3 separate regions of the Homo sapiens genome follow, and all the other regions are linked to region 1. The links are chromatin contacts, found by Hi-C in ENCODE. All regions are on one chromosome and are shown on one strand. Each heading gives the region's core, a stretch centred on a gene start or an enhancer-like site at or near the end of the contact. The rest is flanking DNA. Distances are from core to core; before and after follow the strand shown. Region 1 has its middle 560 kb from the start of GRM7-AS3. Region 2 overlaps GRM7-AS3 (GRM7 antisense RNA 3). Region 3 overlaps GRM7-AS3 (GRM7 antisense RNA 3).

Region 1 (4,243 bases), core at 865-3,364:
TAGAAATGATCATATTGTTTTTTGAACCATTTCTAATGAGTCTTATGATCTGAAGCATTCTCCGCTATGTATTGCTCCTCAGGTCTTCAGCAGTGAGTCAATTACCTTTGAAATGAAGCTGACAAGAGGAATCTGCTAATGGCAGGACACTATTACTAGACCTCACATTAGTGACCAAACTTGAGTGCCTTGTTCCTTAGAGTGTGGTCCATGGACTACCAGCATGTAGTAGTACCTGGGAGCTTTGAGAAAGGCATCATCTCCCGCCCCATCCCAGGCCTCCTGGGTCTGAATCTATGTTTCTAACAAGATCCTCAGATGAGTCACGTACACGTACACGTACACCATTGAGAAAGTTTGTACCTTGTTCCTGCCTCCTGAGATTCTGCATCAACCATTCTGTCATAGGGCTCAGGAATCAACAGTTTTAAATAAAGCACATTGTCTTCAGATCACACGTTGAACAGATCTGTTCTTAATTCACTCTTTCTCCTTTTGCCTTGGGGGCATTTCCTCTGGGAAAAGCTGGAAGACTGGAAACTTAAAGTGTTTATGTTCTCTGGTCAGCTCCTCTCTAAGCCTGCGCTACTTCAGTAGCACCACTGTGTGCTTTATCAATGCACTTTAATATCTAGCCTTGAAAGCAACAATGGCATAAACTTGCTTATATGCCTGTGTGTACACGTACATTCACTTTGGTTTTAGTTTGTACATTTTCTAGGTACCTAGAAAGAATACGCTAGAGTAATTGAAGCAGGATTGTTTTTTGGAGAAAATAAAACTCTGTTAAATAAATAGACACATTTCTTTAAATGTTGAAAACTCCCCCCAGAGTCTGTGAGTGCCAATAGAAGCAGAGCCTGTCTCTGCAAAGTAAATTGAATGTGTTTAATCAAATTACTCCAGGGAGATTCATCAGCAGTAGAATGCAGTGGGAGGTGACCTTCCGTCAGGGTTCCAGTTTGCTTGCTAATGTTTTCTGTGTTATTTTTTTAAGGTGGGTGGTAAAAGCCAATTGATTCTGGACTATCTATGCCAATCTTCATTCCCATCTATGGAAAGCCCAGCCAAGTTTGAAAGGCTAAAAGGAGTAGATTTAGAATTAAAGGGGAAGGAGAAGAAATGCATTACAACAGAGAGAAACCTGGAGGAATTACACTGAGAAAATGTGCAGAAGGATAAGTTTACTTGTTGAGATAAATGTTTTATTTACTCCTTTAAAGGGACGAATGCGCATGAAGGAACATGCCCCAATATGCACATGAACCAAGTGCTTAGAGAAATGCAATTATAATAGTAAAATGCCAAACTTGGTAGAATGCTTGGATATCATATGGCTCGTCTTCTGTTCGTAGATGTGATAACTGAGTCCCAGAGGGAAGTGATCTCACTAAAAATATCTAAGAATTAAGAAAGAGAGCTAGAAATCGAATCCTTATCTCTTGAGTTTATTCTAAAAACTCGGGAGTCATCCTGTCTCCTTTCTCTCCCTTATGACTCTTTTAATCTGTTGATAAGTTCTGCCATTTGTATTTCCAAACCTCCTCATGGCACCCACTGTCCACCTTGAGATGACCTAAGTTCAAGCCACCATCCTTGGCTCCCTTCCCTCCACATCCAGTTACACTGGCTGCCTTTCAGTTCTTCTAACCTGCCAGACTGTTTCTCACCACAGAGACTTTGCACAGGCAATTTCCTCTGTTTCCTTTTCCATTGGCAACAACTTCTCTGGCGGTTCCCTCTTATGGTTCAGTTTAAACGTCTTCTCCATGAAGCTAGTGCTAAAACGTTTTACATGCGTCTTTCTTGTTAGTCCTATCAACACATGCTTAATATTATCACTGCATTGATCACAACCTATTATCCAGAATTTTCAGTCTTCCCTGCTACAATAGATTGTTAAATATCAAAATAATTAGGATGGCCATTTAATCTGTGGTGCAAACTCAGATACTTTTGAGAATGAAAGGGGTGCTATTAATAACTATGCCAGCACCACAGACTTGAGGCAAAACAAGGTAGACATATGGACAGGGGAGTCATAGTGATATTCTGGTGGGGAAAGAGTGTTTGTTCATTTGTGATTTTTTTCTAGGCAAGGAGAGACACAATAACTACAGCAGAGTTTAAAACTTTACCGAGAAAAAAGGAAATGCTCCACGCTCGACTTGCTGCACAGAGATATTTTAGTTCTACTTTAGGGCTGAAGAGCTTTAGGGAAGAAAGGGACATTTAAAAATAATATTTTGGTTTATATTTCCAAAAAAGATAGTGGAAAGATTTTAAATGTCCACAAAACAAAGAAATGATAAATGATGGATATGCTAATTACCCAGATTTGATCACTACACATTGTATACATGCATTGGAATATCACTGTATATCATGTAAATATGGACAATTATTATGTGTCAACTACAAATAAAATACAAATTATAATACAAATTATAAAATAATAAATAATAAATATAAAATAAAAATAAATGTGTGTGCTCAGTCTCCTTCCTCACAGAGGTATGAACCCTAGCCTGTGTGACTCTCTGCTAAAGACAGGTTTCACTTCCTCCTCTGTTCACCTTAACAACAACCCTGCTGATTCAGAGCTCCATTTCTATCTGCTGCTTTTATTCAGTACCTGCAAGCCAGCTCTCCAAGGCTGTTCTTTTATGTGAACTTTTATAATTTGCCAAAGTAGCTTGTCTAGGATATCCAAGCTATCAGGTGGCATATAAATTGTTGTTTTTGTTATTGCTTTGATTAAAATATTGTGTTGATCTACTCTGATTTTTACTAGTCATATAAGCCCTGCTGTTTTCATGTTCAATTTTGTACAACAAAAGATTTTCCAGAAACACATATATTGGGCCACAGCAGAAACATCTAAATCATATATAAATATATAATATCTGTCAAGTTATTTTGCCCTATTTGCTGGTTTACTGTTTCTTTTCCTGATGAGAAGGCACCTGGGAAAGGGTGCCGCCCAACCCTGGGAAAAGGTGCCTTCTCATCAGGAAAAAAAACAGTAAACAAGCACATCACCAGTGATCCCAGCACTTAGCACAGCAGAATACATGGTAGAATGGCTATAAATTTTGCTATAATAATTGAATTCTTGTGAGTTTAAGGTATGTTAACATATCATGTTTTTAAGTTCTTGGAATTTGGAGCTCATATACTCCATTGGCTTTCAAATATTTTTGGCCACAGCTCATAGTAGAAAATATATTTTGTTCATCCATCGTATATGAACACACACACATGTATACGCACACACATATACATCTATTCACACATATATACACACATATGTGTTTATATACATACATATAAACTGAAATTCTTTCTGTGAAATTCTTAAAGCCAGAAATTTACCTTCACTATTTATGAGTGGTCTCAAGGGGAGAGGAGATGAGCTTTCATTAGATATGCTGAGTTCAAAGTTACGGGTGGATGTCCTAATTGACATTTCCAGCAGGCAATTGATGAAGCATTTGAATTGGGACAATACGCATGACAGTCTAATCTGTAAGAATTGATGAGATCTCAGAGGGTGAGAGCAGAGAAAGGAAAGAGCAGAGGCATGGCAAGTGAAACTTGAGAAATATTTATGTCTAGGACTGGAGGTAGAAAGAGGAGCCACCAAGGATCCCCAGAGGCACCATCAAGAGGTAGAAGAAGGCAAGGCAATGTGGCTTGTAGGGAAACATTTTAGAGAAGAGGAGAAATTGGCAGTATCAGGTATTTATTAATTCAACACTTATTGAGCATATAAACTCCATCGAAGCAGGGCATTTGTTTTCTTCACTGTTCAGTCAACTGAAAGAAAATGTCCAGCACATAGTACATACTCTCTCTTGTCTCTGCCAGCCTGTCTCTGTCTCTTTCTCACATATACACTTTAATATTTATTTTAAATGAAAGAAAAAATTGAATGCCCCTTTCAGTTTGACACCACACTAGACACATAGGAAGTAGAAGTGAATAAGAAGTGTTGCTGCCTTTAAGGTCTTCTCAATCAAGTGGAAAATGAAAATGTCAAGGAGGGTGTGCACGTATTAAGCTATGGTCTCTCAGCTCCAAATTCATGCTTCTATCCTCTACTTGATGATGCCTGGGCTTGAAGTCTGAAAACTACTTTTCTGCCTTTCCATCTGGCTCCCTATTAGGCCATGACTATTGGGGGTTCTAGAGGAAGACTCAAGGCTGGAAGAGAAGAAAGGACATTCTCCTTCTTTTCTGC
Region 2 (4,243 bases), core at 958-3,457, 470 kb after region 1:
TTTAACATCTCACATTAAACTAAATTATTTGAACATAGTTTGGGAAATGCTGAGGAGAAGAAAGGAAGAAAGGGAGGGAAGAAAGGCAGACGGAAAAAATATATTCATATCATCCCCAGGCAGGTGTGCAGGAAAGCAGCCTGTGGCATGACAAGAGTGACACTGTCTTGAAAAGAAACCATGATGATGACAGACATTTGAATCCTGCATATCAAGCTATTCTGCAGCAGGGTCTTAAAACAGTGCCTACAGCATAAATCACCCCTCAGAAAGATGCTTATCTAACTTCCTCAGTAACAAGAAAGCATGAGATGTGACCAGCTTTGTATGTTTTATGCTAAAAACTTCTACAGAAATGAAAATTTTCTGGAAGGCTGGAGCTGAGATCTACCATCTCCAGTCCACCCAAGACATTCCTTTCATTTGTAAGCCCCTCTTGAATATTTTCTTTCTGAGAAACTATTTGTCAGCTTCTTTCTTTGGTCTCTCAGCTCCCTCTCAGCCTTCGGGGGTAGGTTTTTATATACCTGCTCACCATGAAACAAGGTGAAATGACCAGGTGCAAATGAAATGCTATACCTATAATCATTAAGGCATAAACACATGTCATCAAGAATGGGGAAAGCCACTATCTGGAACAGGAAACAATGAAGAAAGAGAGAGAGAGCCAGAGATTTGATCAGGAAGACCCGAGGGAGACAAATACACTTAAGTTGCCCTCACCTTGACTGTGTTGAGCTAATCAAATGAAATACAGTGCTAAGAATTGGATTTGGAAACACAACGAAAATTACTCATCACAGCTATGAAACTCTTTTTCTAACCTTCATGTACACATTCAGCCAAGCTGCTCTTTCTCATCATATTCTGGAGTCTTTTTCAAAGCCGTGAGTCAGAGAATCTGGAGAAATTGTAGTAAAGGTGAAACTTGTCTACTCTGTTTAGTAGTTCTCAAACTTGGCTGCACATTTGCTATAGAATGGAAGTTTATGTCCTCCTCAAATTCATATGTTGATGTCTAATCCCCACTATGATGGTATTTGAATGTGAGTCCTTTGGGAGGAGATTGGGTCATGAGTAAAGCCCTCATGAGTGGGATTAGTGCCCTCATAAAAAGAGATATGAGAGAGCTCACTTCCTCTTTCTCTCCTCTCAGACAGGTGAAGACAGAACAAGAAAACAAACCAAGAATTTCCCCTCACCAGCCACCAGCTCTGCCAGCAACTTGATCTTAGACTTCCCAGCCTCCGTAACGGTGAGAAATAAATGTTAAAGCCACCCAGTTTGTGATATATTTGTTTTAGCAGCCCAAACTAAGACATCATTGAAATCACCTGGGGATCTTTTAAAAAACTACTGAAGCTATTTTCTCTACCCCACCACCACCATCAGAAATTCTAATTTAGTGATTCTGAGGGCAGACTGGACATTAGGACTGTTATATAACCGCAAATGATTCTATGGGGAAGCAACCTAGTAAATGTCTAATCTAGAATGCATGAAAGTTAGAAAGCAAAAGGAAAAGATCTCTCTCTCTCTCTCTCTCTGTTTCTCTCTGCTTTCTTGCCTTTGCTTTTTGAATTTTTTCTTTGTGAGTCATGTTAAAAAACTATGAGGACATCAAATAAAATAATGGCTAACATTAACTAAATACCTACTGCTTTTCATCACTTAAACTGTGCTTTATCTTTACTGATCAATTTAATTCCTCTAACAACTCTTGAGGCAGGTATTGTGAGGCTCCATGTGAGGACACATTACCTGGACAAAAAGGTTAACTAACTTAGCCAGTTTACTCAGTAAGAGACACACCAGTCTTCTCGATCCTGCTCACACAAAAACTAAAGTTGGACACAACTGAACCTGAACTTGGCAGAAAAGTCTAGTGGTTCCTAATGCTAGATGAACACTAGAATCTCATGGTAAGCTTCCAGAAAGCCCCCCTGCTATATTTTAGTGGTGTATACTTGATACTAAACACTTGTCAAAACCCACGTAAGTTTACAGCTCAAATGCTGAACTTTAATATATGTAAATTTAAAAAATCAATTCAGGAGGTCAGAGGGTTCCAAGATGGAATGTAGACGGTGACTAAGGAATCTAACTGTATTACAAAAGTATGCATAACCGCACTGAAGGAGGCAGAGAAACAAGGTGCTGATCTAAGTTTTTTTGGAATTGAGTAGGCTGAGACTGAAGGCAATAGGAAGTGTGCATAAGCACTGCACTTTAATTGGTAAAGTTACTTCCTACAAAAGCACAATCTAACAATTCTGAAACCACTCTACATGTATATAGGGTTGAACAAGTATTTAAATAGATGCTGAACAGTGCCAGATTTCTCACTGTTGAAGTGGGAGGTTATAGATGGGCAAGGGGAAAAAAGTACAATGGTCCACGTAGTAATGGATTCAAGTAGGAGACATCAGTATGAATTCAGGTTACTTTTAATGTAGATATGTATGTGTTCACAGGTTAATAGTGCCAACGTATATTTTCTTTTTTAAAACTTTTTTATTTTTAATTTTTTTAATTTTACTTTAAGTTCTGGGATACATGTGCAGAATGTGCAGGTTTGTTACATAGGTATACATGTGTCATGGTGGTTTGCTGCACCCATTAACCCATCATCTAGGTTTTAAGCCCCGCATGCATTAGGTATTTGTCCTAATGCTCTCCTTCCCCTTGCCCCCCACCCCCTGATAGGCCCCAGTGTGTGTTGTGCCCCTCCCTGTGTCCATGTGTTCTCATTGTTCAACTCCCACTTATGAGTGAGAATATGCAGCATTTGTCTGTCTGTTCCTGTGTTAGTTTGCTGAAAATGACAGCTTCCAGCTTCATCCATGTCCCTGCAAAGGACATGTACTCATTCTTTATTATGGCTGCATAGTATTCCATGGTGTGTATGTGCCACTTTTTTTTTTATCTAGTCTGTCATTGATGGGCATTTGGGTTGGTTCCAAATCTTTTCTATCGTAAATAGTGCTGCAATAAACATACAACATATATTTTCTAGTTCTGTCTACTGACAAGTCTTAGAAGCACCAATAACACCCCAGAAGCAGTGAGCACACTAAGTGCCCAGATACTGGTTTCCAGTTCCATTCTCCAATAAAAGGAACCTGGGCTTCTTGGAGAAATGGCTGCTTCTAAGGCTGGGGCAGGGAATACGCAAGATGTGCCTGGCTGGTGTTTAAAAGACAAAATGATGGAAGCATATAAAGGGGACACAGAAGCCAACTAAAACAGCTCTCAATGGTCAAAGCTGAAACAATTTGAGCAGCAAAATAAATAGCTTAATATTGGAGTATAATCCAAGGTATAAGTAAATATTTTGAGCCCACGTGGATATAAACCGATGATTGAATATGTACATAAATAAGTGGGGAGAATAGACAAGTCTCCCAATTACAGTAATTCCGAATAATTTACGTAAATATTTCCCCCTCAAGGAGTTGGAATATCACTCCCCTTCCCTTAATTGTGAGTTGCATATAATAACTTTCTTCTAGAGAGTGCAGTATAAAAAAGAAGAAAGGGTACCTTACAGTGAAGAAATCTGACAAACACCACCTCAGCTAAGTAGGTGATCAAGGTCAACATCAACAATAATGTCATGTAAATGTCATTTATTCCTGATGTGAGGTGATAAGAATGGCACTTTTTCTCTGCAGTCTTCCTCCTAAAAACCTGTAACCTCAATCTAATCATGAGAAAAGACATCAGGCAAATCCCAACTGAGGGAGATTTTACATAGTACCTGAGCAGTACTCCTCAAAACTGTCAAGGTCATCAAAAACAAAGAAGTATGAAAAACTGTCACAGCCAAGAGGAACTTAAGGAAACATAATAATTAAAGGTAATGTGGTATGTGGGATGAGATCCTAGAACAGAAAAAGGACATTAGATAAAAACTAAAAACATCTGAATCAAGCATGGGCTTTAGCTAATAATAATATATGACTTTTGAATCATTAACTGTAAAAGAAAGTATTAATATGAGATGGTAATAATAGGGGAAATTGGGTATGGGGTATATAAGAATTCTCCGGACTTTGAAACTTTTTGTGAAGGTACATTATTCTAAAATTAGAACTTATGTGAAAAACAAGCAAAGAAAATAAAACAGAATATCTATCTACTGGAACACCTTCAGAGACTCAGATTTAATTTGTCTGGGGTGAGCAGAGCTTGAGTGCTTGGTAGCTTTTAAAAGAGCCCCAGGCATTTTTAATAAATATCT
Region 3 (4,243 bases), core at 532-3,031, 430 kb after region 1:
GTGGGACAACACTGGAGAATCAGATCAATTCCACCTTCTCCTACCTTTCCAGAGTTTATAATCTGGCAAAGAATGGTGTAATAAACACAATGTTTACGTATATATTAATATCATATAGGCTGTTCAAGATAATATGGACTAAGGAAAAGAAAATTTAGAGCAACATGAGGGAGTTGCAGTATTAAACATGGTGGTCAGGGCTTCCCTCCACGAAACTGTGAGATAGAAGCAAATGCCTGAAGGTGAGGGAGTGAGCCCTGTAACTGTCTGAGGATGACTGTTACAGGCAGTCCATTAGGGAAGAACATGCTAGCACATTTTGGCATAGCTGGAGAGGCACAGGCAATGAGAAGGATGTTGAGAAAAGGCTTTAAAGAGAAAGGAAATAGCAAAAGCAGGGGTAGCAGTTAGAAATCAATTAAGAAAATTCCCCATGTTAAATAGAAAGAAGGTGGGAAAATTGGAATTCAAATCATGGTTTTCCTGACTCCATAATTTCAGCTGTTGGCCCAAGCTTGCATCATAAATTCACTGTTGCTTTTCTGTGCTGAAGACTTTTTTGTGGCATAAGGTTTGTAGTGGATGAGTTGGGGGAAGGATGGAAATAACTTTGTTACCCACACTAAACCTGTAACCTCTTCCCATATTTGTCTGCTGCCCTCTCCCCTCTCCTTTATGAGGTTTGATTGGAAGAAGGAGCTATAGGAATCTCTTGAGTTGCTTTCAAAAGGATATAAAATGACTCCATGAATAAAATCTTGAATTCAATTATTGTGGTTGTTTCCACTTCAATCTGTGTTTTAGACAGCCATCAAACATTTCCCCACCTTATTATGAAATAATTTAAGGAGAAATGTGAAGGCAGGTCACAAGAAAAGCATGGGACCATCGACTTCAGCTGAACATCTCTAATTGTGGCTTTAATTGTAATGGAGCTTTGACTGAATTCTCATAGAGCTTAGAGATGGGAGTTTCTAATAAGATATATTCAATAGAGGAATTCTTAGAGTGCATTGGTGCTTAGGACAATGTGTGGTTTTAAAAATCTTTGTTATGTGCCCATAAACTATACATTGAGAATCAATTCTAAAAGATCAGTCCTGAAGACATAATAAATGACTTCTGAGGTTTGTCCATGAACTCTATGAAATTTCATATATGTGTGTTCTCACTATTTGAGGAATAAGACCTACAGATTCCTTTAGTTTATTTACCTCAAATAAAGTAAAACTAAGATCAGTGCGTTTCCTTAAGACTCACTGCTTTGTGAAACAATGATATTTTAGATTTGTACTTCGCAGTTTACTAAATGCACAAACACACACACATATATACATTTAACCTCAGTATTCAAAGAACCTTTAGCATTGGTTGTCTAAACAACATCCCATGCTAAGGTTTTTGGAATGGAGCAAATTATAAATAATATTTTTTAAAATGTGTGAAAAGTTGGCTGCTTAGAAAACATGGTCGTGACCACAATGTTTATATTAGCCCACATGATTAGGTTTCCTGGTGTATAAATAGACACACTCAAACTTGTTTAAGCAATGAAGAGAACTGGTTCAGATAACTGAAAATTACAGAGATAAAGTTGCTTTTAGGTGTGGTTTGATCCAGAAGTTAATTGTGGCTCCCAGGCGCCGGTTCTTTCAGCTCTGCCACCTCAGTGTGTCAGTTTTGTCCTCAAGTTGGTGTCTCTTGTGGAAGCAAATGGTCATAACAGTTTCATGTATCTTGTTCCTTGCAAAGTGAAGAGGAAGTGAAACTCTTGGATGCAGCATTGACTGGCCAGTCCTGGGACCATCCGATTGGGCTAGTGCATTGGTTCACATGTCAACTGAACCCAGTTTTTGAGACCAGAGGGCACTGAGTGTGCTCATTGGCTTCAGCATGGTCACATACTCTTCTGGAAGAGCTGAGAGTAGAGTCGCATTCCTTGGGGCCACATGGACAGCAAAATGAAAAATTAGTGGTCTTAGAAAAGGGAAAAAATTATGAACACTGGGAAAGTGAAAAGATAACTTCTACACTGAGGCAGATGAAAAATACAGTGTCAATAGCAAACACTGGAGGAGAATATCTTGACATAAGCAGCATTAAGGCTATTTAAAAGGAGGAAACAGAAGCCCAGAGAGTTGGAATAGCAGCCTATAGGCACACAAGCAGTAAGTGGATGAACTGGGACTCAAAGGCAGAACTCTTAACCCCAAATCTATTGTTCTTTCTCACATATACTGTTATTTCCACAGAGAACCAAGTGCGTAGAGCTCATAAACTGCAAAGCAAATTTGGCTGTGCCTGTGGAAATAAACTGCTGGGTAATATATGACTTAGACCAATGACAGCTGTGAATTTCAGTTTCATTTCCAGATACAGAGATAGTTTGCAGAATGGTGGAGTTTTCACTTGCAGGGCACAGTAATGCTCTTCACTTCTCAGAGGCTTTTCAGCTAAGACTGTCAAAGGTCTCTGGAAAGATGAAACATATTCTACTCCATAATTGAGGAGCCAGAGGCAAAGGGTAGTGAATTAGCCAAGCCACCACCAGCGCAGCCTAGATGGCCTTGGTCTCCACTGAGCAGTTTATAGTTGTTTTCTACTATAAATAAGGGCATGCACGCAGGAGCATGAGAGTCACAGACCAAGTCACCAAAGGTGACCCAGAGAGCCTGTGATTAACTTTTCTGTGGCCAGAGAGAGAAAATGGAAAAGTTCAGTAGCAAAGTAAATTTTTGCCACAATGGTGTTGTTGAAAAATACCCATGACTCAACTCAGCAGATTAAGTTCTGCTCCTGGCTCAGTAAGAAAATAACCTTGGCCATATTATTATTATTCCTCCCGATTTAAGACGAGGAATCTAGACTAGACCACCAGAGACTTCCCCAACCCCCATCCCAGCTTTGAGCATTTGTGTGCTTTGTTTTTGGTCTTTATTCTTTTTTTCTTTTCTTTTCTTTTTTTTTTTTTTTTTTTTTTTTTGAGATGGAGTCTCGCTCTGTTGCCCAGGCTGGAGGGCGGTGGCGCGATCTCGGCTCACTGCAAGCTCCGCCTCCCGGGTTCCCGCCATTCTCCTGCCTCAGCCTCCCGAGTAGCTGGGACTACAGGCGCCCGCCACCACGCCCGGCTAATTTTTGTATTTTTAGTAGAGACGGGGTTTCACCGTGTTAGCCAGGATGGTCTCGATCTCCTGACCTCGTGATCCGCCCGCCTCGGCCTCCCAAAGTGCTGGGATTACAGGCGTGAGCCACCATGCCCGGCCTGTTTTCAGTATTTATTCTTCTCTCTGCCACTGGGTTATGTAACAAATGATGATTCAAACCTGACAATTAAATTGCATTAGATCAGTGCTCCTCACACCTAAGGTGCAAAAGGAATCCCCTGGGATTCTTGTTAAAATGCAAAGTCTGGTTCAGCAGACGAAGGGTGGAGCTTGAGGGTCTGCATTTCTAATAAACCCCTGATAGATACCAAAGCCGCCCATGCCCAGCCATACTTTGGACACTAGGAGTAGAAAGGGTTTAGAATTCAGTGTATGTTTCCAGCAAAATACATCCAGAGGAAAAAGACGGCGAGAAAAAGGAGTGGGGGAAGTATGATCTACTGATTTAAAAAAATATGGTATTTACAAATCAAGTATAAGTTGAGACTTATAGATTTAAAAACAAAACTATCCTTTGATAAAAGCATACATTCAAACGAAAACACCGATAAGATTTAGTTAAATGTATTGTTGATATCCTCACAGCAGTTTGTTGTTTAAGCTGATGAGGAGAAGCACAGGGGCCGGTTCTCCTTTGATTGGCACAATCCTTTCGAGAAATATGAGGAAGGTTCTAAAGGCTCCCCGCACATGACGCACTAAGGCACGGGGCGGGGGGATTCAAGGATTTCTTTCCTCAGTGGTCCACGGCTGTCCTTCCAGCTAGAGATGTATTAGAATGTCTGCCAGGATCCCCAATTCCTGGTCCAGTGCTGTTGCTATTAATGGCACTACTCATCAAACTAAGTCACCTCCTCTATGACCTACATCCTTTTTTGCCAACTATTTTGTGTTAATGGAATCACTCTATCTCTGCAATGAAATGCAAATCATTATTCTTCAAATAACAGCCGTAGTGATCCTGAAGCTCTTTGTGTAGGCTTCCTTCATTTATCTTTCCCTATAATTTCAGTAATGAGCATAAAAGGATCTAGACAAAAATAGTATGTTGAGAAATGCCAACATAAAACCCAGCAGTG

What was found. A loop is a pair of places that touch in the nucleus more often than their neighbours do. Pooled maps may share reads with other maps.
Region 2: a pooled map shows a loop between it and region 1 (7-fold over the local background). The contact joins two enhancer-like sites. A Hi-C loop is called at or near these places in 9 of 37 single-sample maps with no recorded cell type and 4 of 50 pooled maps.
Region 3: a loop to region 1 is called in a map with no recorded cell type, with 7 times the contacts of the local background. The contact joins two enhancer-like sites. A Hi-C loop is called at or near these places in 3 of 37 single-sample maps with no recorded cell type and 3 of 50 pooled maps.

The regions. Positions count from the first base shown.
Region 1 is chr3:6,247,802-6,252,044 of GRCh38, forward strand. No RefSeq gene overlaps it. Among named protein-coding and RNA genes, the nearest start is that of GRM7-AS3, 560 kb to the right of the region's middle. Within about 2 kb of position 2,115, at least 2 of the 41 ENCODE cell types and tissues checked have a DNase peak (open chromatin) inside an H3K27ac peak, as active enhancers do.
Region 2 is chr3:6,716,413-6,720,655 of GRCh38, forward strand. All of the region lies in intron 2 of GRM7-AS3 (GRM7 antisense RNA 3), which reads right to left. It overlaps LOC105376944 (a long non-coding RNA gene), which reads left to right. Exons shown (of 8, transcript NR_188695.1): 4 at 1,157-1,255; 5 at 3,675-3,859. Among named protein-coding and RNA genes, the nearest start is that of GRM7-AS3, 87 kb to the right of the region's middle. Within about 2 kb of position 2,208, at least 2 of the 41 ENCODE cell types and tissues checked have a DNase peak (open chromatin) inside an H3K27ac peak, as active enhancers do.
Region 3 is chr3:6,677,975-6,682,217 of GRCh38, forward strand. The region is part of intron 2 of GRM7-AS3 (GRM7 antisense RNA 3); the gene reads right to left. All of the region lies in intron 1 of LOC105376944 (a long non-coding RNA gene), which reads left to right. Among named protein-coding and RNA genes, the nearest start is that of GRM7-AS3, 130 kb to the right of the region's middle. Within about 2 kb of position 1,782, at least 2 of the 41 ENCODE cell types and tissues checked have a DNase peak (open chromatin) inside an H3K27ac peak, as active enhancers do.